Regions from separate parts of the Homo sapiens genome. Here region 1 is linked to region 2. Evidence: read pairs that join two places in POLR2A ChIA-PET (ENCODE). Cell type or tissue: OCI-LY7. All regions are shown on one strand. Each heading gives the region's core, and the rest is flanking DNA. Links, peaks and the distances in the headings are about the cores only.

Region 1 (8,609 bases), core at 2,632-7,631, 52 kb after region 2:
AAGACACAGAGGGCACAATCATGACAGAAATTCTTGTTCCGCTCTCTGTTTTAATTTAGAGGTTGATAATATCCAGTATTGGTGAGCATACGAGAAAACAGGCATCCTTACCTTGTGTGTGGGAATGTGGATTAAGGGTTTTTGGAAGGAAGTGGGCAGCCTTTTCATTTTAAATGGACATTCTTTTTGGGCCAGCATCTCACTTTTAGATGTCTGATCTACATAAGTATTTGCATACATGCTTAGATATGCTAAGGTTTTCCCTGTAGTATTTTCAAAGGCATTTTTGCAGGGTAATTTAAAAAATCGTGGTAAAGAAAAACAAAATTTACCATCTTAAGCATTTCTAAGTGTACAGTTAGCATTGTTGAATAGCAAAAAAGGAAAGAAAAAGGAAGGAAGGAAAGAAGGTAGAGAGGGAGGGAGGGAAAAAACAAAGAAAATGAAGTGTAATTAATTCAATTTTAATTTTGCCTTCAATAGGAGAAGAATTTAATTTATAGTATGAACTACTATGCAGAATTTTAAAATATCACAATAGGTTCAAATGCACTTCTTGTAAAACACTATGAAAACAAATTAAGTGAAAAATGTAACTGGCAATGCAATGTGTATAATATGATCTCATTTATGTGAACGAAACCCTGTGTATGTAAATTTATGTATACAAATCTATGGGGAGAGGTTTAAAAGGTGACACTTTTCATTGCTAACAGAGGTTGTCTCTGAGATAGGTTTGGGGAAGGAGATGTGGGAAAAAACCTTCCATTTTTTGCCTTCTATATTTCTGTAATATTTAAAATTTTAACAAGGAAAATCTAATTCTGTAGCCTGCACATAATCTAAAGAAAGAAGAACTCCATTATACAACCATATATCTAATATTAAGTGACATGGTATTGAAATTGAAATAAAATCCATATAAATGGTTTTTGAAAATATCTGTTTATCCTTGGTTTTTATAAAAGTTTTTAATGAGAATGGCATTTGAACATTGACTTCCCCTTTTCATGAATAAAGTCTATTTCTGCCTTTTCTTATGTTTAAGAGCTGTTTTTATTTCCTGTTCTGTGAATTGGCTTCATATACTTCACCCATATTTTTCTTCAGGAGTGTAGGCCTAGTATGCATGGATGAGTAGAAGCATTTTTTATACTCAAGGAATTAAGCCGAGCACAGTGGCACGTACCTGTAGTCCCAGCTGCTTGGGAGGCTGGGGCGGAAGAACTGCTTGAGCCCAGGAGGCTGTAGTGTGCTATGATTGTGCTTGTTAATAGCCAATGCCCTTCAGCCTGGGCAATGCAGTGAGGCCCCCATCTCTTAAAAAAAAATGGTAAGAAAGAGATTAGCCTTTTGTCTATGAAATGAATCATAAATATATCCCTAGATTGTTATTTGTATTTTATCTTGTTTACAGTATTTTCACCATGTGAAATTAGAGTTTTTATGTAGTCAAATTTATGAATCTTTTAGCTTCCAGGTTTTGTGACTGTTTATTCCTTCCTCAGCCAACTCCAATCTGGTTTGTGCTCCACCATTACACGAAATAAATGGTCACCAACACCCTCCTTGTTCCTAAGTTCAATAGAAACCTGACTTTTTGGCAATATTCTACCCTTTTGGAGACTTCTTCCTTAAGAAACACTTTTTGCTTTGGGTCCTGATCTTCCTTCTAGCTTCCTGGCCTCTCTTGCTTAGTCTCATTGTCCTGCCCTTTCCCTGGCCCATGCTTTAAATATTGCTATCCCTTGCGGGGCTGGCCTGAGTCTTCTTTCATCCACTTTCTCCCAAATTGGTCTGGCCCTCATCAATGACCTGACTGCCAGCCCAGAGCTCAGATCTCTCTCCTGAGCTCCAGACCCAAATCTCTACTTGCTCATCCTATCCTTCCATTTGGACACACAAGTATCTCTACCTCAATGTATCCAAAGCCAAGATTATTACCCACCTTCCCAACACACCTTCTTGGATTCACCAGAGCAGGGATCAAGTTCACTTCATCAGCTCTGCATACTGGACACCTCACTCAGTGTCTTCTGCTCCTTATGAATTATCAGTTGCATTAAACTGAAAGGCAAGACAATCCGTGCTGTTACCCAAGCTGGACAATGAGACACCTTCTTCCCCCGTCACTCTGTCATGCAAATTTAAATAGCACCTTTTGATACTGCCTACAGGTTGCCTATAGCAATCACTCAGTTGATTCCAACACATGTATTCTCACTTGTCTTCCTTCCTCTTCTTGCCTCCTCCAACCCATTCTCCACATTCCTTGCAGAGAAGTCTTTCCTAAAAGTAAATCTAGGTAATCCTAGCTGCTACAACATAAACCTGCAGTCTCAATAGTGTAACACAATGGAAATCTATTTCTTGCTCACATAAAATAAAAAATAAAAAATGAGGTGTCCAGTATGCAGAGCTGATGTATATATATATATATATCTCACAGTTTCTTTACCCATTCATTGACTGATGGGCATTTGGGTTGGTTCCAGGATTTTTGCAATTGTGAATTGTGCTACTATAAACATGCATGTACAAGTATCTTTTTTGAATAATGAGTTCTTTTCCTCTGAGTAGAGGGAATCCCATTACCCAGTAGTGGGATTGCTGGATCAAATGGTAGTTCTACCTTAAGTTATTTAAGGAATCTCCACACTGTTTTCCATAGCGGATGTACTAGTTTACATTCCCATCAGCAGTGTAGAAGTGTTCGCTGATCACTGCAGTGTTCCCTGATCACCGCATCCATGCCAACATCTAATGTCTTTTTGATTTTTTGATTATGGCCATTCTTGCAGGAATAAGGTGGTATCACATTGTGGTTTTGATTTGCATTTTCCTGATCATTAGTGATCTTGAACATTTTTTCTTTCTTTTTTTTTTTTTTTTTTTTGAGATGGAGTTTTGCTCTGTCACCCAGATTGGAGTGCAGTGGCGCGATCTCCACTCATTGCAACATCCGCCTCCCAGGTTCAAGCGATTCTCCTGCCTCAGCCTCCTGAGTAGCTGGGATTACAAGCACATGCCACCACACACGGCTAATTTTTGTATTTTTAATAGAGACGGGGTTTCACCATGTTGGTCAGGCTGGTCTCGGACTCCTGACCTCATGATCTGCCTGCCTTGCCCTCCCAAAGTGCTGGGATTACAGGCATGAGCCACTGCGATTGGCCTTGAGAAATGTCTATTCATGCCAGCCCAATTTTTGATGGGACTGTTTCTTTTTTTCTTGCTAATTTGTTTGAGTTTCTTCTAGATTCTGGATATTAGTCCCTTGTCAGATGTATGGATTGTGAAGATTTTCTCCCACTCTGTGTGTTGTCTGTTTACTCTGTTGACTGTTCCTTTTGCTGTGCAAAAGCTCTTTAGTTTAATTAGGTCCCAGCTATTTATGTTTGTTTTTATTGCATTTGCTTCTGGGTTCTTGGTCATGAAATCCTTGCCTAAGCCAATGTGTTGAAGGATTTTTCCAATATCATCTTCTAGAATTTTTATAGTTTCAGGTCTTAGGTTTAAGTCCTTAATCCATCTTGAGTTGATTTTTGTATAAGGTGAGAGATGAGGATCCAATTTCATTCTCCTACATGTGGCTAGCCAATTATCCCAGCACCATTTGTTGAAAAGGGTGTCCTTTCCCCCACTTTATGTTTTTGTTTGCTTTGTCGAATATCAGTTGGCTGTAAGTATTTGAGTTTATTTCTGGGTTCTCTATTCTGTCCATTGGTCTATGTGCCTATTTTTATACCAGTACCATGCTGTTTTGTTGACTACAGCCTTATAGTATAGTTTGAAATCAGGTAATGTGATGCCTCCAGATTTGTTCTTTTTGCTTAGTCTTGCTTTGGCTATGTGGGCTCTTTTTTGGTTCCATATGAATTTTAGAATTGTTTTTTCTAACTCTGTGAAGAATGATGGTGGTATTTTGATGGGGATTGCATTGAATTTGTAGATTGCTTTTGGCAGTATGGTCATTTTCACAATATTGATTCTACCCATCTATGAGCATGGGATGTGTTTCTATTTGTTTGTGTCATCTATGATTTCTTTCAGCAGTTTTTTTTAGTTTTCCTTGTAGAGAGGTCTTTCAACTCCTTTGTTAGGTATAGTCCTAAGGTTTTTGTTTGTTTGTTTGTGTTTTTTTGCAACTATTGTAAAAGGGGTTGAATTTTTTATTTGATTCTCTGCTTGGTTGCTGTTGGTGTATAGAAGAGCTACTGACTTGTATACATTAATCACATATCCGGAAATATTGCTGAATTATTTTACCAGTTCTAGGAGCTTTCTGGAGGAGTCCTTCGGGTTTTCAAGGTAAATGATCATATTGTCAACAAACAGTGACAGTTTCACTTCCTCTTTTTGATTTGATTTGATTCTCTGCTTGGTCGCTGTTGGTGTATAGAAGAGCTACTGATTTGTGTACATTAATCTCATATCTAGAAACACTGCTAAATTATTTTATCAGTTCTAGGAGCTTTCTGGAGGAGTCCTTAGGGTTTTGAAGGTAAACAATCATTTCATCAGCAAACAGTGAGTTTAACTTCCTCTTTACCGATTTGGATGTCCTTGATTTCTTTCTTTTGTCTGATTGCTCTGGCTAGGACTGCCAGTACTATGTTGAGGAGGAGTACTAAGAGTGGGCATCCTTGTCTTGTTCCCATTCTCAGAGGGAATGCTTTCAACTTTTCCCCATTCAGTATTATGTTGGCTGTGGGTTTGTCATAGATGGCTTTTGTTACATTAAGGTATGTCCTTTGTATGCCGATTTTGCTGAGGGTTTTAATCATAAAGCGATGCTGGATTTTGTCAAATGCTTTTTCTGCATCTATTGAGATGATCATGTGAACTTTGTTTTTAGTTATGTTTATGTGATGTATCACATTTATTGACTTGTGTATGTTAAACCATCCCTGCATCCCTGATATGAAACCCACTTGATCATGGTGGATTATCTTTTTGATATGTTGTTGTATTCAGTTAGCTGGTATTTTGTTAAGGATTTTAGCTCTATGTTCATCAGGGATATCAGTCTGTAGTTTTCTTTTTTGGTTGTGTCCTTTCCTGGTTTTGCTATTAGGGTGATGTTGGCTTTGTAGAATGAATTAGGGAGGGTTCCTTCTTTCTATTTTGTGCAATAGTGTCAAAAGGATTGGTACCAATTCTTCTTTGAATGTCTGGTAGAATTCTGCTGTGAATCTCTCTGGTCCTGGACTTTATTTGTCGGTAATTTTAAAATTACCATTTCAATCTTGCTGCTTGTTATTGGTCTGTTCAGGGTATCTAATTCTTCCTGATTTAAGCTAGGACGGTTATATTTTTTCCAGGAATTTATCCATCTCTGCTAGGTTTTCTAGTTTATGTGCGTAAATGTGTTTGTAATAGCCTTGAATGATCCTTTGAATTTCAGTTGTGCCAGTTGTAATGTCTCCTGTTTCATTTCATAGTGAGGGTATTTGGATTTTCTATCTTCTTTTCTTGGTTAATCTTGCTAATGGCCTATCAATTTTATTTATCTTTCCAAAGAACCAGCTGTTTGTTTCATTTATCTTTTGTATTTTATTTTTTGTTTCAATTTCATTTAGTTCTGCTCTAATCTTGGTTATTTCCTTTCTTTTGCTGGTGTTTGGGTTTGGTTTGTTCTTGTTTCTCTAGTTCCTTGAGGTGTGACCTTAGATCATTTATTTGTGCTCTTTCAGGCTTTTTGATGTGGGCGTTTAGGGCTATGGTCTTAGCACCACCTTAGCTGTATCCTAGAGGTTTTGAAAGGTTGTGTCATTATTGTCGTTCAGTTTGAAGAATTTTTTAATTTCCATCTTGATTTTGTTTTTGACCCAATATTCATTCAGGAGCAGGTTATTTAATTTCCATGTATTTGCATGGTTTTGAAGGTTCCTTTTGGAGTCGATTTCCAGTTTTATTCCACTGTGGTGTGAGAGAGTGCTTGATATAATTTCAACTTTCTTAAATTTATTGAGGTTTATTTTATTGCCTATCATATGGTCTATCTGGGAGAAAGTTCCACGCGCTGTTGAATAGAACGTGTATTCTGCGGTTGTTGGATGAAATGTTCCATATATATCTGTTAAGTCCATTTGTTCCAAGGTATAGTTTAAATCCATTGTTTTTTTTTGTTGGTTTTCTGTCTTGATGACCTGTCTAGTGCTGTCAGTGAAGTATTGAAGCCCTCACTATTATTGTGTTGCGGTCTATCTCATTTCTTAGGTCTATTGTTTTATAAATTTTATAAAATTGTTTTATAAATTTTGGAGCTCCAGTGTTAGATGCATACATGTTTAGGATTGTGATATTTTCCTGTTAGACAGGGACTTTTACCATTATATACCATCCCTCTTTGTCTGTTTTAACCACTGTTGCTTTAAAGTTTGTTTTGTCTGATATAAGAATTGCTACCCCTGCTCACTTTTGGTGTCCATTTGCATGAAATGCCTATTTCTGCCTCCTTTAAGTGAGTCCTTACGTGTTAGGTGAGTCTCCTGAAGGCAGCAGATAGTTGGTTGGTGAGTTCTTATCTGTTCTGCAGTTCTGTATATTTTAAGTGGAGCATTTAGGCCATTTACATTCAATGATAGTACTGAAATGTGACGTACCATTGCATTCATCACGCGCTTTGTTGCCTCTGTAATTTTTTTTTTTTCATTTTGGTGTTTTTGCTTTTTAACTTGTATGTTTGTTTTATAGGTCCTCTGTGATTTATGCTTTAAAGAGGTTCTGTTCTGATGTGTTTCCAGGATTTGTTTCAAGATTTAGAGCTCCTTTTAGCAGTTCTTGTAGCGGTGGCTTGGTAATGGCAAATTCTCCCAGGATTTGTTTGTCTGAAAATGACTGTCTCTTTCCTTCATATATAATGCTTAGTTTCGATGGATTCAAAATTCTTGGCTGATCATTGTTTTGTTTGAGGAGGCTGAAGATAGGTCCCCAATCCTTTCTAGCTTGTAGGGTTTCTGCTGAGAAATCTGCGTTAATCTGATAGGTTGCCTTTATAGGTTACCTGGTGCTTCTGTCTCATAGCTCTTAAGATTCTTTCCTTCGTCTTAATTTTGCATAATCTAATGAAAATGTGCCTAGGCAATGATCTTTTTGCAGTGAATTTCCCAGGTGTTCTTTGTGCTTCTTGTATTTGCATGTCTAGGTCTCTCAAAAGGCTGGGGAAGTTTTCCTTGATTATTCCCCTGAATATGTTTTCCAAGCTTTTATAATTGTCTTTTTCCTCAGGAATACAGATTATTCTTAGGTTTGGTCATTTAACATAATCCCAGACTTCTTGGAGGCTTTGTTCATATTTTCTTATTGTTTTTTCTTTGTCTTTGTTGGATTGGGTTAACTTGAAGACCTTGTCTTTGAGCTCTGAATTTCTTTCCTCTACTTGTTCAGTTCTATTGGTGAGACTTTCCAGAGCATTTCGCATTTCTAAAAGTGTGTCCAAAGTTTCCTGAATTTTTTTATTGTTTTTTCTTTAAGCTATCTATTTCCTTCAGTATTTGGATTTCCTTGCATTGGGCTTTGCCTTTCTCTGGTCCCTCCCTGATTTAACTTAATAACTGACCTCCTCAATTCTTTTTCAGGTAAATCAGGTATTTCTTCTTGGTTTGGATGCATTGGTGGTGAACTAGTGTGATTCTGGGGGGGCACGGGGTCTTGATGAGCTTTGTTTTGTCATATTGCCAGGGTTGGTTTTCTGGTTCCTTCTCATTTGGGTAGGCTCTGTCAGAAGGAAAGTCTAGGGCTGACAGCTATTGTTTATATTTTTTTGTCCCATGGGGTGTTCCTTTGATGTAGTACTCTCCAGCTTTTCCTGTGGATGTGGCTTCTTGTGAGCTGAACTACAGTGATTGTTGTCTCTCTTCTGGGTCTAGCCACCCAGCGAGTCTAACTGGCTCCGGGCTGGTACTGGGGTTGTCTGTACAGATTCCTGTGATGTTAACCTATGGGTTAATCTATGAGTTAATCTATGGGTTAATCTATGTGATGTTAATCTATGGGTTTTTCAGCTGTGGATACCAGCACATGTTCTGGTGGAGGTGGCAGAGGGTGCAATGGACTCCATGAGGGTCCTTAACTTTGGGGTTTAATGCTCTATTTTTGTGCTGGTTGGCCTCCTACCAGGAGGTAGTGATTTCTAGAAAGCATCAGCTGTAGTAGTGTGGAAAGGGACCAGTGGTGGGCAGGGCCCTAGAACTCCCAAGATTATATGTCCTGTGTCTTCCACTAACAGGGTGGGTAGGGAAGGACCAGCAGGTGGGGGCGGGGTTAGTCGTGTCTGAGCTCAGACTCTCCTGGGGCAGGTCTTGCTGTGGCTGCTGTGGGGAATGGGGGTGAGATTCCCAGGTCACTGGAATTGCGTAAATAGTAGGATTATGGTTCCCTCTGCTGAGTCATGCAGGGGTCAGGGAAGTGCGGGAAAGCTGGCACTCACAGGCCTCACCCAGCTCCCATGCAAACTGAAGGGCTGGTCTCACTCCCACTGTGCCCTCCACAATAGCCCTGCATCTGTTTCCAGGTGAAGAGCAAGATGGTTTTGAAAACTTGTCGCAGGCTTTCCACCTCCTAGCTGAGAAAGAAAAGAGCTTTAGTTCTTCCCACGCCTGTGG
Region 2 (15,368 bases), core at 3,730-8,729:
CCCAGCGCCAGCCATGGCCACTTATTACCCTAGAGGGATAGTTTTATGCCCTTCAATCCCGGTCCCAATGAGAACCAGACAGCTCTGGGGTCCCTTCCTTGTCTTGCTCATTATTTCAGAGGGACAGATTTATAATTGTGACTGTGGCTTGACAAATGTCCAACATTCTTGGGGGCCCGTGCATGCCCTGCTCACGTCTAACCGCCTACTCTGACATTCTCATCACAAAAAAAATAGATGAGGTAATGCGTATGGGAATTAGCTTGTTTTAGCCATTCCACTGATATGGAAGGGTGTGCTCTCTTTAAATAACATGGCGGGGGGGGGAAGGGCGTGGTCCCTGGCTAGGGCTCCAACCCTGGGCCTGTGCCCACGGACCTAGTTGAGGACAGGCATTTTTGTTTTCCTGCCCCAATGTTGCACTTCTCAAGACCACCCTGGCCTGCCACGCCCCTACCCTGTGCCTGTAAAACCCTGAGACGCTAGCAGGCAGACACACAGGTGGCTGCATATCGAGAGGAGTACATCAGTGGAGGAACACACGAGCGGCTGGAAGTTGAGAGGAATGGGATGCACCAGCAGGCACCGGCATGCAGGCAGGCCATCCACCGGCAGAACAACGCAGTTTGACGGGGGCAGTTGAAGGAGAGCCCAGGTTGCCAGACTTACCTTGCACTCATTCTCCAAGCCCACATGTGATCCGATTCTTCTGGTACACCAAGGCAGGAACCCCAGGATACAGAAAGCCCTCTGTCCTTGCGATAAGGTAGGGGTCTGATTGAACTGGTTAACACAAGCCACCTATGGATAGCTAAACTAAAAAAGCACTCTAACACATGCCCAGTGGAGCTTCAGGAGTTGTAAACATTCAGCCCTAGACACTGCAAAAGGGTTGGAGCCCCACAGCCTACCTGTCTGTATTCTCTCCTAAAAGTTGGAGCAGCAGGGCACTAAAGTGAGCCATCAGCCCCATCACACATCCCGAGAGGAACAAGGGAACTTGCCCAGTTTCACTACCATGTAAGCATGTATCAAAACATAACATTGCAAAAGTCTACACAACTATTACTTGTCCATTTTTTAAAAATTCACTGCAAGTGATTTTTATTAGAGGACCTAAGACTGTCAAATCGTTCTTTAAAAATGTTTGGAAAAGATCAAATTGAATTTTTAAAATTCACAATTTAAACTTTAAATATACGTTATTCTCAAAGTACAGTTATTTGCTATGCAGTGAATTGTGCCCAGCCCCCTCCACAAATTCATACGTTGAAACCTTAACACGTAATTCATGATTTTAAACGAGAAATTTTTACAGTTAAGGTTGCTAAAAACAACCATCACCAAAAACACTGTGCTGGTGGGTTCATTGGTCTTACTGACTTCGGGAATGAAGCCACAGACCCGTGTGGTGTTACAAGTTCTTTAAAGCGGTATGTCCTCCCTTTACTTCTTTCATGGTGGGCTTAGCGATCTCATCGGCTCAAGAGTAAAGCTCTAAAACATTCAGTGAGTGTCATAAACTACATAACGCCATACGCTCCTGATAGTTGTTTAACTCTACAAATGGGTTGGTTCTATTTTCATACCTTCAAAAACAAAACCACAGAGCTTTACAAAGAATGTTACAGCTCATACAGGAAACAAAACCGAAAAACAGCACATTTACTGAAAAAAAGAGAAAAAAAAAAAAAAAAGCAAGAAGAATAACCATTTTCACTACATTGAAGCAGATCTCAGCAAACATACCACGGCTAACTCCGACAGCCTGCTTTTATTCCCTTATCTGGCCCCACCCACATCTTGCTGATTGGTCCATTTTACAGAAAGCTGACTGGTCTGTTTTACAGAGAGCTGATTGGTCCGTTTTGCCAGGGTGCTGATTGGTGCGTTTACAATCCCTGAGCTAGACACAAAAGTTTTCCAAGTACCCACTAGATTAGCTAGACACAGAGCACTGATTGGTGCATTTACAAATCTTGAGCTAGACACAGGGTACTGATCGGTGCATTTCCAAACCTTGAGCTAGATACAGAGTGCCGATTGGTGTATTCACAATCCCTTAGCTAGACATGAAGGTTCTCCAAGTCCCCACCAGATCAGCTAGACACAGAGTGCTGATTGGTGCATTTACAAACCTCGAGTTAGATTAAGAGTGCTGATTGGTGTATTCACAATCCCTTAGCTAGACATAAAGATTCTCCAAGTCCCCCCAGATTAACTAGAATACAGAGTGCCGATTGGTGTATTTACAATCCCTTAGCTAGACAGAAAGATTCTCCAAGTCTCCACCAGATCAGCTAGACACAGAGTGCTGATTGGTGCATTTACAAAACTTGAGCTAGATACAGAGTGCCGATTGGTGTATTCACAATCCCTTAGCTAGACATAAAGATTTTCCAAGTCCCTAATAGACTCAGCAGCCCAGCTGGCTTCACCTAGTGGATCTCGCACTGGGGCCGTGGGTGGAGCTACCTGCCCATCCCATGCCGTGCGCCCGCACTTCTCAGTCCTTGGGCGGTTGATGGGACCGGGTGCCCTGGAGCAGGGGGCGGTGCTCGTTGGGGAGGCTCAGGCTGCGCGGGAGCCCACGGCGGCGGCGGTAACGCGGGGGAGACTTAGGCATGGTGGGCTGCAGGTCCCAAGCCCTACCCCGCAAGAAGGTAGCTAAGGCCCGGTGAGAAATCGAGCACAGCGCCGGTGGGCCAGCAGTGCTGGGGAACCCAGCACACCCTCCGCAGCTGTTGGCCTGGGTGCTAAGCCCCTCACTACCTGGGGCAGGTAGGGCCGGCCGGCGGCTCCGAGTGCGGGCCCGCCAACCCCACGCCCACCCGGAACTCTAGCTGGCCCGCAAGCGCTGTGCGCAGCCCCGGTTCCCACCCGTGCCTCTCCCTCCACACCTCCCCGCAAGCCGAGGGAGCTGGCTCCGGCCTCAGCCAGCCCAGAGAAGGGCTCCTCAAGCGTAGCCAGAATGGGCGCCGAGGCCAAGGAGGCAGGGAGAGCAAGCGAGGGCTGCCAGCATGCTGTCACCTCTCACTGGCATCCTGATCTTCGACTTTGGGGCCTCCAGAACTGTGAGCAAATACATTTCTGTTGTTTGAGCTGCCTGGTCTATGGTATTTTGTATGGGAGCCTAAGCTCACTAAGACATTATTCTTGGTGCACATTCATACACTGTAATTCATTTCTTAACTGAATCTACCTCTTATCAAACATCACTGGTATTTTTCCTCAATAAGGTATTTTTCAATAGGATCTTATTAAGAAAATTTTTATAAATTGCACTTTATTGTCAATAAATGTAAAATTACTATCATGGTCAATTGACTCTTGTCTGTTGACCATAGGTCCTGTGTGACCTATGCAGCATGCAGGGCTCCACATTCACAGGGATACACACTTGGATGGATGTTTTACTGTCATCAGTTTGAAATTATTTGTAGTTTTCGAACAGAGGATCCTGCATTTTCATTTTGCAATGGGCCCTGCAAATTATGTAGCTGTTCCTGCTGTTAGACTAAGGAATTTTTATGGAGAAAACACTCTTCAGGAGCTGAGAGACGTGGTAAGCTCAGAGCAAATTCTAACAAATGAAGAACTGTCTCAATTCTAATTTTTCTCATATTAAAATGCACAAGTATTTCAGTCTGAATATTTCCACAGTTACAATCTTTTTGCCTGCATACAATGTGTTTCTTTTCCAAATACTTTTATCAGACAAAGCTTATCAAATGACTGACTTAAATAATCCTTTTGAAGTTTTCACCAAATTTTTGTGCAGCAAACTTTTTGGACATCCCAGTTTCACTGCATTCTAATATAGCCTGTAAATTTATCCAATTAAAAATAGGAAGTCCATCTAAAGTTTCTTCCTCCAAGTCAAGATACGCCAAAATTCAATTACAGAATTTGAGAAAGTTAAGTCCTATTCACTATTAAGCTGATGCTGTTTAATTAGTTTCTCCTTTGGTTTTGTAGAACTTTGAATATCTTCCTGTTTGCAAACTTTGTTTTCTATGATTTCAAGTAGCTAAAAGCCTCCAAAATTACATTTTTGGGTGCTTCACTCTGAATATTTTGACTATTTCTAACTGATTTTGAACAAAATGCACCTGAAATTTAGAGGACTCAGTTCAAAGAAGGTTAGTAACATTACAGAGCATTTCGGCTGATTTAAAATCGTTCTCCAAAAGAGCACACACAACTACATTTCAATTGCTCATGGGCAGCAAAGATGAAAAGCAGGCACTGCCATCAATACATCATCAATATCATATCATATTTGTATTCATCAGCAGCTTCATCACAAATATTCTGTAGGAACTATATAAAGAAAATTCATACATTTTGATAACTACAAGATGCTATTTTGAACAGAAGAATATTGCGGCTTGATTAATAAAATTCAAAATGTGTGTTCATCTTAACCAACTCCAAGGTTGTGACTCATCAAATTTGATTTGTATGAAAACCTTCCCTGATGCACATTTTAACTAATTTTTTTTTGAGATGGAGTCTCACTCTGTTGCCCAGGCTTAACTACATTTTTAACAGCATTTATTCACAACATATTATATATTTTCCCTGTGGGAAAGGGAACTTCTAAAAGCTTATTTTTAATTCTATCCATGAATTAGATGAAAACCTTACACTGCTTTTTAATTTGAAACATCTGATGAAACTTACTTGAACAAAATGAAAGTTTTTCTTCTGCTAATGCAGCCAATGCTTCCATGTATTGCTTTACTTTTTGAAAATGACAGAAATTAACTTCAAATAGCAGTCATTTGATCAAATGAACAGCCTGCTTTACAAACTAATATATAAATATATCCTCTGCAATGCACTTGATAGATTATTATCTTTGGACAGAATTTTCTTTCTTTCTTTCTTTCTTTTTTTTTTTTTTTTTTTGGAGACTGAGTCTCACTCTGTCGCCCAGGCTGGAGTTCAGTGACGTTTATCTTGGCTCACTGCAACCTCCGCCTCCCAGGTTCAGGCGATTCTCCTGCCTCAGCCTCCAGAGTAGCTGAGACTATAGGCACCTGCCACCACACCTGGCTAATTTTTGTATTTTTAGTAGAGACAGAGTTTCACCATATTGGCCACGCTGGTCTCAAACCCTGACCTTGTGATCCACCTGCCTCGGCCTCCCAAGGTGCTGGGATTACAGGGGTGAGCCACCGTGCCCGGCCAGAATTTTCTTAAAATAAGTTCTAACTTTTGAAGGAGGTGCTAGTATTTCCTTATAGATTAGCATCTTATAGTTTTTACATGGTCAGAGATAGCACTATGGTGCCACTGGTGAGTGGTAAGCAGCAACATTTTGTGCACACTAAACATTCCACCTCTTGTGATATGAAAATTCAGTACTTAATTTTTGAGCTCACTGTTTGCTAAAAGGATTTATTGCAAAATTAAAGTATAGCCAAACAGGCTGGGTGCGGTGGCTCTTGCCTGTAATTCCAGCACTTTGGGAGGCCGAGGTAGGTGGATCACCTGAGGTCAGGAGCTCGAGACCAGCCTGGCCAACATGGCGAAACTGTGTCTCTACTAAAAATACAAAAAATTAGCCAGTTACGCTGGCGGGCGCCTGTAATCCCAGTGCTCAGGAAGCTGAGGCAGGAGAATCGCTTGAACCTGAGAGGCGGAGGTTGTGGTGAGCCGAGATGGTGCGACTGCATTCCAGCCTGAGTGACACAGTGAGACTCTGTCTCAAAATAATAAAATTAAGTAAAAAAGTATAGTCAAACAATAAAATAAATGGCTGTAGATTTTCCTATATAATGAATAACAAAACCACTGTAGCAAGAGAGTTTGGGCTTATATCTATAATAATTTATAGCCTCTATTTCCTCTATTTAAATATGCCTCTATTTTTATATAGCCTCTATTTAAATATGCCTAAATTATAGTTTAAACTGTGTACCTAAACTATACTTTTCCACGTTTCCAACTGACTGCCAAATGATGGCTTCTCAAAAGCCACAGCACGAGCCACATTACAACCCAGTGGCTGTCAGGGGAAAGCAGTCCCAAATAATTATCTCCACAGTACTAGAGTCCAGAAGGACGTAGCTGTCCCTAGCTGCTTGTGAACAAGGATTAAGTTGTTTTATCAGTGAGTGAGTTCCTTATGTCCTGTCCTTGAAGGGGGAGACTTCTGGAAAGGATCAGACTCACAAGTTGCCTGTCAGATTTAACCAAGATTAAAGTGAGCATCCTGCACCTGCTGAGTCACTTAGCAATTGATTGTCTCTTGGCTCTAGAGCCTCCTCTCATGTAACCCTGGAGTTGCTGTCACTTCCCTAGATGGCACAATGCTACGCTTCGTCACTAGAGGGTGCCAGTGAGACACTGCCAGGAAAGCCCGGTAGAAAGACACCTGTCGTTCCCAGTTCTGGTTCTCCTGTAACCACTCAGTGCAGGGTCCAGCAGCCCACACAGACCATCTCTAGCCTCATTCTCATGTTTTCTCCATGCAACAGCCATTTCTGCAGTCGCAACAGCTGCAACCTCAGGCAGCTGTGTCCCTACCTGGCCTTTTGCTTCTGCGGACGGCTCTGGCCTGCCACACCCTCTGGCAATGGCAGACAGCTCCTGGTGGCCCACTCTGACCCATGCACTCTGCCAGCAGCAGCTGCATGTTTCTGTGACAGCTGCATCCTCTTCAAAAAGATCTGAGTTTCAGCCCGAAGTGTGTGTGGGGTGGGGGTGCGGTAAAGGTCTCCTAACACTTTAGTCTTTCCTCATCCATTCTCACTGGGCCTGTGGGTAACAGCTGCCCCTTTTTCACATGCTGCGTCTGTGCCCCTTTTCCTAACAATCCTTTATATTCTCCTCTGTTCACATAGCTGATGTGGCTTTGTCTCCTGAGTGGACCCTGACAGGTGTAAGTGTAGTGGGAGCTCACAGTACAAAGTAAAGACCTGCCAACCCCCCTCCTGTAGCTGTTACTAACAACACTTCATTGAAAATGAAAAGCCTGTGACAAATGCTGACCCAGGCAGGACACCAAGGCAACAGGTATAACTGGGACTGTCCCAGACAAGCCATGCTGTATGGTCATCCTGCTGACATGCCATATTCCAAGAGGAGATGAGGATTAATATTTCCTATTTAATTTTCCTGTCTGCATTGCATGCAGTCAGAGCACCCCAACAAGGAATGGATACATTTAGAAGACAAACAGGCCTCCCTAACTGCCACCCAACTCCTTGTCATTTAATACTTCCAGGTAATACCCCTGGAATTAATAGGGTTTCTCATTCGACAAGGCACTAAGGAGACGCTAATGGCAGCTTCCAGGTGGGATCATGTCCGAAACACATGTTTCTCTCACAAGCTCCTTCAAACAGAAAAATCCGACAAACTAATTAATATGACGCTTTTCGAATTGAGGTCCACCGGGTTCCACACATTCCTGGGTCAGCAAGCATTCTCCAACATTTCTCTTCAGTGGCCTGCTTTCATTTGCTAATGATCTTTGAAAAGAGGGTTGGTTAATTTGATATTTACATTTTTTTTTCTTTTGGAATAGCAAGAATTCCAAATGTAATGACCTGTTCTGTGAAAAGTGGCGATTAGTGGAATACCTAGCAAATATTTTTGAAAAACTGTAATGGATTGCCTTTGTAGGTAAAGATGCATCTTATTGAAAGAGGGTGGAATGATCATTTTAAAACATCTATTTGAAAGTTTTTCTTTCCCTTGTTAAATGATGTTATTGCTACAAAATGATGTTAAAACTCATATACTTATTTTTAACACTTGGAAATGTAATTTTATAACCTTTAAAAAACTCTTCCAAGGGCTGGGCATGGTGGCTCAGGCCTGTAATCCCAGCACTTTGGGAGTCTGAGGGGGGCAGATTGCCTGAGCTGAGGAGTTCGAGACCAGCCTGGGCAACACAGAGAAACCCCGTCTCTACTAAAATACAAAAAATTAGCCCAGCGTGGCAGCATGTGCCTGTAATCCCAGCTACTTGAGAGGCTGAGGCAGGAGAATTGCTTGAACCTGGGAGGCGGACGTTGCAGTGAGCTGAGATCGTGCCATTGCACTCCAGCCTGGGCAACAGAGCGAGACTCCATCTCAAAACAAAAACAAAAACAAACAAAAAACTCTTCCAAAAAGAAGAGGTTTGGTTGGTTTCAAATAATTAAAAATATAAATATATAAAATCTTAAATATTATAATTAGACATAGATTGACAATCAAACATCAAGGCTTAGTAAGCTTTTATCAATGTTTTTATTTTATTTAAATCAACCCATATAATCCCAGTGCTTTGGGAGGCTGAGGTGGGAGGATTGCTTGAGTCCAGGAGTTTGAGCCCGAAGCGAGCTATTGTTAGGGAAGCGGGAGCCCAGGAGAGCCAGAATAACGCCATTTTAAGTTCAGCTTCATCTTGAGACTAATGAGGCACATTCTTTTCCAGTCACCACCCATGGTCATAAGATATTTACACTTAAGGAAACAGCTTAAAGACACCTGCAGGGACACAGTCCTACAGCAACAGAAAGTCAAGATGTCCCAATGCCCATAGCAATATATGCTTTCAAGATAATTATTGTTTGAGACTCAGTCTTGCTCTGTCGCCCAGGCTGGGGTGCAAGTGGTGTGATCTCAGCTCACTACAACCTCTGCCTCCTGGGTTTCAGCGATTCTCCTGCCTCAGCCTCCCTAGTAGCTGAGACTACAGGCGCGCATCACCACGCCCGGCTAATTTTTGTATTTTTTAGTAGAGACGGGGTTTCACCATCTTGGCCAGGCTGGTTTTGAACTCCTGACCTTGTGATCTGCCTGCCTTGGTCTCCCAAAGTGCTGGGATTACAGGCATGAGCCACCATGCCTGGCTGCTTTCAAGATACTTGTATTTATGCTTTTACGTACATACACACTAAAACTAAAAACAAACAAAAAAACAAAACACAAGGATAGTTTTCTTTAAATCAACAGAATAATAAATTTTGTCATGCCTTCAGCCTACCCACACATAGATGTGGCTTAGCTTAGCTTTTACATAAACAAGACCTGCTACATAAGAAAAACTTAAAGATGAGTTCCTCCTCTTGCTTTCTGAGGACACTGTACTCTGTATCTGAGTAGCTTTCAATAAACAATGTCTTCTCACTGCACCCTGAGACTTGCCTTGAATTTCTTCCTGCATGAGATCCAAGAACCCTCTCCTGGGGTCTGGATCAGGACCTCTTTTTCTAGTAACACTATGATCGCACCACTGCAGTCCAGCCTGGGCCACACACTCTTGTGGGTTTGTGTGTAATTGTGTGTTGTGTATGTGTCCGGGAAATTGACTGTCTTTTTTTAATTAATTTATTTTTTTTTAATGGAGTCTTGCTCTGTCGCCCAGGCTGGAGTACAGTGGTGCGATCTCGGATCACTGCAACCTCCGCCTCCCAGGTTCAAGCAATTCTCCTGCCTCAGCCTCCCAAGCAGCTGGGACTACAGGTGCGCACCAGCTCTGGTGGTGTATTTTCAGTAGAGACAGGGTTTTGTCTTGTTGGCCAGGCTGGTCTTGAACTCCTGACCTCAAGTGATCCACTTGCCTCGGCCTCCCAAAGTGCTGGGATTACAGGCGTGAGCCACCGCGCCCAGCCAAGTGAATGTCTTTTGTGGGCACCAGACAGCGGGATTGGCTCCTCTCAAGTGAGAAATTCCAAAGGAATTTTTGTTTGCATATTGATCAAGCCCAACCAATGGAGACAGGAAGCACCAGCTGGTCCAGCTGCTTCAGTTTGGACACTTGGGGCTTGTTTGTTGCTGCATCAGTTGGATTGTGTTTTGGGGATTGTTTGGTGTGTGTCGATACAGTCATGGGAAACCTGAATCTGATAAACTGATATTCTTTTGTAATACTGTTTAGCCCCAATATTCTTTGGAATCTGGAATTTGCTGTTGATTGAGAAAGTGGGATGGAGGTCCCTGTATCCAGGCATTTACGTTGCTGTTCTAAGCAGGGTTAGGCCTGGTTAGCAGGTTTCAGGTGATGTTCTTCTGTGGGGCTGTTTGCCCCCACTGTTCTTTGAAGTCTGAGGAGGTTTTGGCATTTAAAAATCAAACTGCCATGAAAATTGCTTTACTCAAAATTTTGGTTCAAAGCCTTCATTGGATTACCTATCTTTCGGGGGACCTGCCCCGAAAATCACACAGGTTCTTTTCTATTTTCCTAAGCGTCGACCAGCTTGAGAAATAAAAGGACAGAGTACAAAAGAGAGAAATTTTAAAGCTGGGCGTCCGGGGGAGACATCACACGTTGGTAGGATCCGTGATGCCCCACAAGCCACAAAAACCAGCAAGTTTTTATTAGGGATTTTCAAAAGGGGAGGGAGTGTGCGAATAGGTGTGGGTGACAGACATCAAGTACTTAACACGGTAATAGAATATCACAAGGCAAGTGGAGACAGGGCGAGATCACAGGACCACAGCTCCGAGGCGAAATTAAAATTGCTAATGAAGTTTCGGGCACCATTGTCATGGGTAACATCTTATCAGGAGACAGGGTTTTGAGATCAACCGGTCTGACCAAAATTTATTAGGCGGGAATTTCCTCTTCCTAATAAGCCTGGGAACGCTATGGGAGACTGCAGTTTATTTCACCCCTGCAGTCTCAACCATAAGAGACAGGTACGCCCCGGCGGGGGGCCAGCTCAGAGACCTACCTCTAGGTGCGCATTCTCTTTCTCAGGGACGTTCCATGCTGAGAAAAAGAATTCAGTGATATTTCTCCCATTTGCTTTTGAAAGAAGAGAAATATGGCTCTGTTCTGCCCGGCTCACCAGTGGTCAGAGTTTAAGGTTATCTCTCTTATTCCCTGAACAATTGCTGTTATCCTGTTCTTTTTTCAGGATGCCCACATTTCATATTGCTCAAACACACATGCTGTACAATTTGTGTAGTTAACGCAATTATTACAGGATCCTGAGACAATATACATCCTCCTCAACTGACAGGATTAAGAGATTAAATTAAAGACAGGCATAGGAAATCACAAGGGTATTGATTGGGGAAGTGATAAGTGTCCATGAAATCTTTACAATTTATGTTTAGAGATTGCAATAAAGACAGGCATAAGAAATTATAAAAGTATTAATTTGGGGAACTAATAAATGTCCATAAAATCTTCACAATCCACATTCTTCTGTCATGGCTTCAGCTGGTCCCTCCGTTTGGGGTCCCTGACTTCCCACAACACCTATCCAGGAAAAAAAGTTTAGCCATGGAAACCAGTGAGTTTATTTTGCTATCTCATGACTAGAGTTCTGAGGTAAAAGCTATTGGATTTTTGTTTATATGTGTGTATATATATATATGTCTAGATGTGTTTATGTATGTACATTTATTATGTTATATGTTGTATCTACCAAATTGGCTTATAAATGAAAGAGCTCTCATAAGTAAATCCAAAGTATTTTTTCAAGTTGATGTGACTTAAAAAAAATCTTTACTAAACAAGCTGGCTTTAAAATGTCTTCAGAATTGTCAGCATACATTTCTGCCTGGGTTTTATGTTTGTCTCTGCTAGATGTTTTGAGGTGTAACAGTTTGATATAGAGGGTTATAAAACCATAAACCCAGCCAAAATGAAATGATCTTGGTTTGTGTGCCTTTTTTGATAAATAAGACTAATTTAATGTTGTTAGCTAAATCTTCTGAGTTATTGGCAAAAATATCCAAATATTTAACTTTAAGGTTCTTACTTGTGTGAGCACCTGATGTTCACTGGCTATTAAAACAATTATTTGCAAGGAAATTACTAACTTTAAATGATGACTAGCTGTGTCTAATATCTCAGTTTTCAGAAGTAATCTAGGTAAACTGTTTAAAATGAAATAACTGAGTACATGTATATAGGATAAATGTAAGTGATCTTTTTTTGTAATTTAAAATCCTAAAATTATTTTTGATGTTCATTGGATGTCTGGGACATTTCCAATTAAGAAGAGGTTATGATATGGGGAAACATGTTTCTAAAATTGTTGTGGGGAAAAGAAAGAGAGATCAGATTGTTACTGTGTCTATGTAGAAAAGGAAGGCATAAGAAACTCCATCTTGATCGGTACTAAGAAAAATTGTTTCTGCTTTGAGATGCTGTTAACCTGTAACTTTAGCCCCAACCCTGTGCTCACAGAAACATGTGCTATATTGAATCAAAATTTAATGGATTTAGGGTTCTGTGGGATGTGCCTTGTGAGCAATATGTTTGCAGGCAGTATGCTTGGTAAAAGTCATCGCCATTCTCCATTCTCGATTAACCGGGGACACAACGCACTGCAGAAAGCTGCAGGGACCACTGCCCAAGAAAGCCTGGCTTTCCCCCCACTGAGACAGCCTGAGATATGGCCTTGTTGGAAAGGAAAGACCTTACCATGCCCCAGGCCCACACCGGTAAAGGGTCTGTGCTGAGGAGGAGTAGTGAAAGAGGGAGGCCTCTTTGCAGTTGAGATAAGAGGAAGGCTTCTGTCTCCTGCTCCTCCCTGGGATTGGAATGTCTCAGTGTAAAGCCGACCATTCCCATTCGTTCGATTCTGAGATAGGAGAAAACCACCCTGTGGCTAGAGGCAAGATAAGCTGGCAACAATGCTGCTCTGTTACTCTTTGCTACACTGAGATGTTTATGTAAAGTGAAAGATAAATCTGGCCTACGTGCACATCCAGGCACAGTACCTTTCCTTGAACTTATTCATGATACAGATTCCTTTGCTCACATGTTTCCCTGCTGACCTTCTCCCCACGTGTTGCCCTGCTACACTCCGCTGGCTAAGATAGTAAAAATAATGATCAGTAAATACTGAGGGAACTCAGAGGCGGGTGCTGGTGGCCCCCTTCAAATTGTCAAATGGTTCTCATCTATAAAATGCTAATGTCTGATAGGCAGCTCAGGACTTCTTGCTTCCTAGGTTTTCACTAAAATTTAAGGTTACTGAGGATAGGAATTATAGTTAATATATAATTCTGTATATAAAATGTGCCAAAGAAGATGTGTTCTTGTGAGATAAAGAATAATTTTGTCAGATTTAGAACTTATCTAAAGGTTAATTCAAATTATGGACTTGAAAAGGTTATTTATGAAAAGCGTAGTAAGGAACCAGTAAGTAGGGAAGAGAGATGGGAAGAAAGTTATGTATGTGAAGATGTATTTTTGTTAAGGAAGGTTATAAAGAAAAATAATTTTGTGTGAGAAAGGATATTGTATGGTGATTTTTTTTCCTAAAGTAAAATGACTAATTATTAAAAAACAGAGAGAAAATTTAGGACAAAACAGAAAATCCAAGCATGTGATAGATGGTCTGTGTAAATCATATGTAATTTTTTCTGTTTCTCTGTGTCTGTCTTCATGCACATACCAAAAAAAAAAAATAGCAAGTTGAGAAAGTTTAGATAATAAAATATTCTTTAAAACCTGATAGAAAATTGAAGACATTTGGCTAATTGACATTGTTCATAGTTAAAGCTCTTAGTCTTGATAAAGGTAGAATAAGAAATATTATAAAGAAATACATTGCCAGTTTGGCAATTCTTTTTAAATGTAGTTAAGTATGAAGCCAGATTACCATGGAGCGAAATTTCACACACACATTTGCACTGCTTCACACTATATTTGCAATTCTGCATAGATAGTACTAGCACCAAAGTAATTACTGGTCATATACCCAAAGTGAATGTCTTAATTGCACAAAATATATCATGTTATTGATAGACTTAAATACATTGAATTGTATATCAGGAACAAAATATCTATTATGTGTTTCTTTAAGATGCTGGTTAACACTTTAGCCTCTAAGGTAAACTGAGTAGGAGAACAATTGGGGTTGGTTTCCTGTTTATTTCCTTCTGCTTCTAATTTTCATTTATTTGCTGTTTGTTCTCCTTTGGGTTTTACATATATATGCATATATAAAACCATTGATGTTTTTAAGTTTCCCGTGGAAGTCTTTTATTTTGTTCTATAAATAGTCATTTTGTTTCCTATGCATTTCCAGCAATTCATCATTTGTTTTATTTATCTAAAATTCTTAAGCCCCTTTGTCAGGCATCCAAAAATTGATAAAGGACATCAGCCATTTAAATTTTGGTTGGTTTTGCTTGATGATGGGGAGAGCTACAAGACCTTTAAGGCACCTAGGAAAAAAATAAAAGACTAATTTTTGGAAGTTCTGAGCAGAAATAGCACATTATTTATTTTGTTACTTGAAGAAGTGGGTGAGAATGAAAATGTTTAAATGGTGTTTATTTCCAAGGTAATTCAATTCAGTCAATAATTTCAGTTGGTTTCAGATCTTTCCTTTAGGTAGTGAGGAAACACGGTGATATGAGTACAACATTTTAATGTTCAGGAAAGATTGGCTGTATCCTTAATGAAATTGTATTGCTTAGGATTATTCTGAAGCTAATTTAGTTGTGTTGACCATTATTAAAATGTAGTTGTGTTGGCCATTATTTTGTTGTGTTGACATTCACTTGGATTAAGTAGTAATAAAGAATGTGAGACTTTCTAGTGATTTTTGATCTCAAGCCGTTTATCACTGATGGGCTTTCATATGTGTACATGAAAAAAATATGTACAAGTGTTGCGCTGGTTTGAAGATTTTAGTGGTGAAAGTTACTTAATTCGTTCTCAGTACTGTATCTAGGAACTAATCTTGGAAATATGGGATGATGTTCTTTAAACATAGCTGAAAAGAAATTACTGTGTGCTTGTTCTTACCTCGTCTTTGCTCTGTTGTATACTATTTAAGTGAAAGGAGCTTATTTATCCTCATTGAATTTCTAAAACCGATATTTGCATTTACCATTTTTTAATGATGGAGAGAAAAGCTAGTTGTTTTGTTTTGATATGTTTGGTACAGGCCCCATCACTTTTGGATGCTTTGGGTCACAGTTCTGTCACCAGAACGCTAGCAACTAGATACTCGCAACGAGTAACCTAAATACTTTAATACAGTGGTTTGGAGTGTGCAGGCAGCAACTACTGAATGCCAAATCACAATATTTTAACTTGTGACATGTTAGAATGATAGAACTTTCCATAGTCTAAATAATATCCCTTTAACTAATCCTCCTGCTGTTAAGTTACAGGTCTTTGACTCCTGGGTCTGAAAAAGACACCAACCCCTGCTAAATTTTGAGCACTGATACCTGTCAAAGGCTCATCTTCAGACCCTCAGATCTGGGAGAAGGTGACAATCAAAATGAACTGCTTTTGTGAGACACAGGGCCAGAAATTAAAACTATTCAACCCTCTAGGCCCAGGGACTATTGCAGAAGAGGTGGGCCTATGGGATTGTAAGGGCCAATTTTGAGGGATAACATTAGTTCTGTAAATTAAACATTAATATCAAAAGTGCACT

What was found. ChIA-PET counts read pairs that join two places held together with the same protein. Peaks named below come from ENCODE experiments on the same cell type or tissue, not always from the same donor. Only the 100,000 strongest peaks of a DNase experiment are listed, where the experiment ranks them.
Region 1: POLR2A ChIA-PET joins it to region 2 with 6 read pairs; 17 of 35 experiments call an interaction of 5 or more read pairs at or near these places.

What each region holds. Positions count from the first base shown.
Region 1 is chr6:2,877,421-2,886,029 of GRCh38, reverse strand. SERPINB9-AS1 (SERPINB9 antisense RNA 1) reads right to left here and starts at 2,042. Exons shown (of 5, transcript NR_110841.1): 1 at 1,949-2,042; 2 at 1,190-1,319. In OCI-LY7, for the core only: no CTCF peak of the experiment used is centred there; DNase peaks (open chromatin) are centred at 4,339 and 5,689; H3K4me3 peaks cover 3,630 bases; H3K27ac peaks cover 4,077 bases.
Region 2 is chr6:2,923,334-2,938,701 of GRCh38, reverse strand. No RefSeq gene overlaps it. Among named protein-coding and RNA genes, the nearest start is that of SERPINB9, 28 kb to the right of the region's middle. RefSeq lists enhancers at 9,254-9,913, 9,914-10,572. In OCI-LY7, for the core only: a CTCF peak has its summit at 6,339 (motif pointing right); DNase peaks (open chromatin) are centred at 6,331 and 6,621; H3K4me3 peaks cover 679 bases; H3K27ac peaks cover 1,148 bases.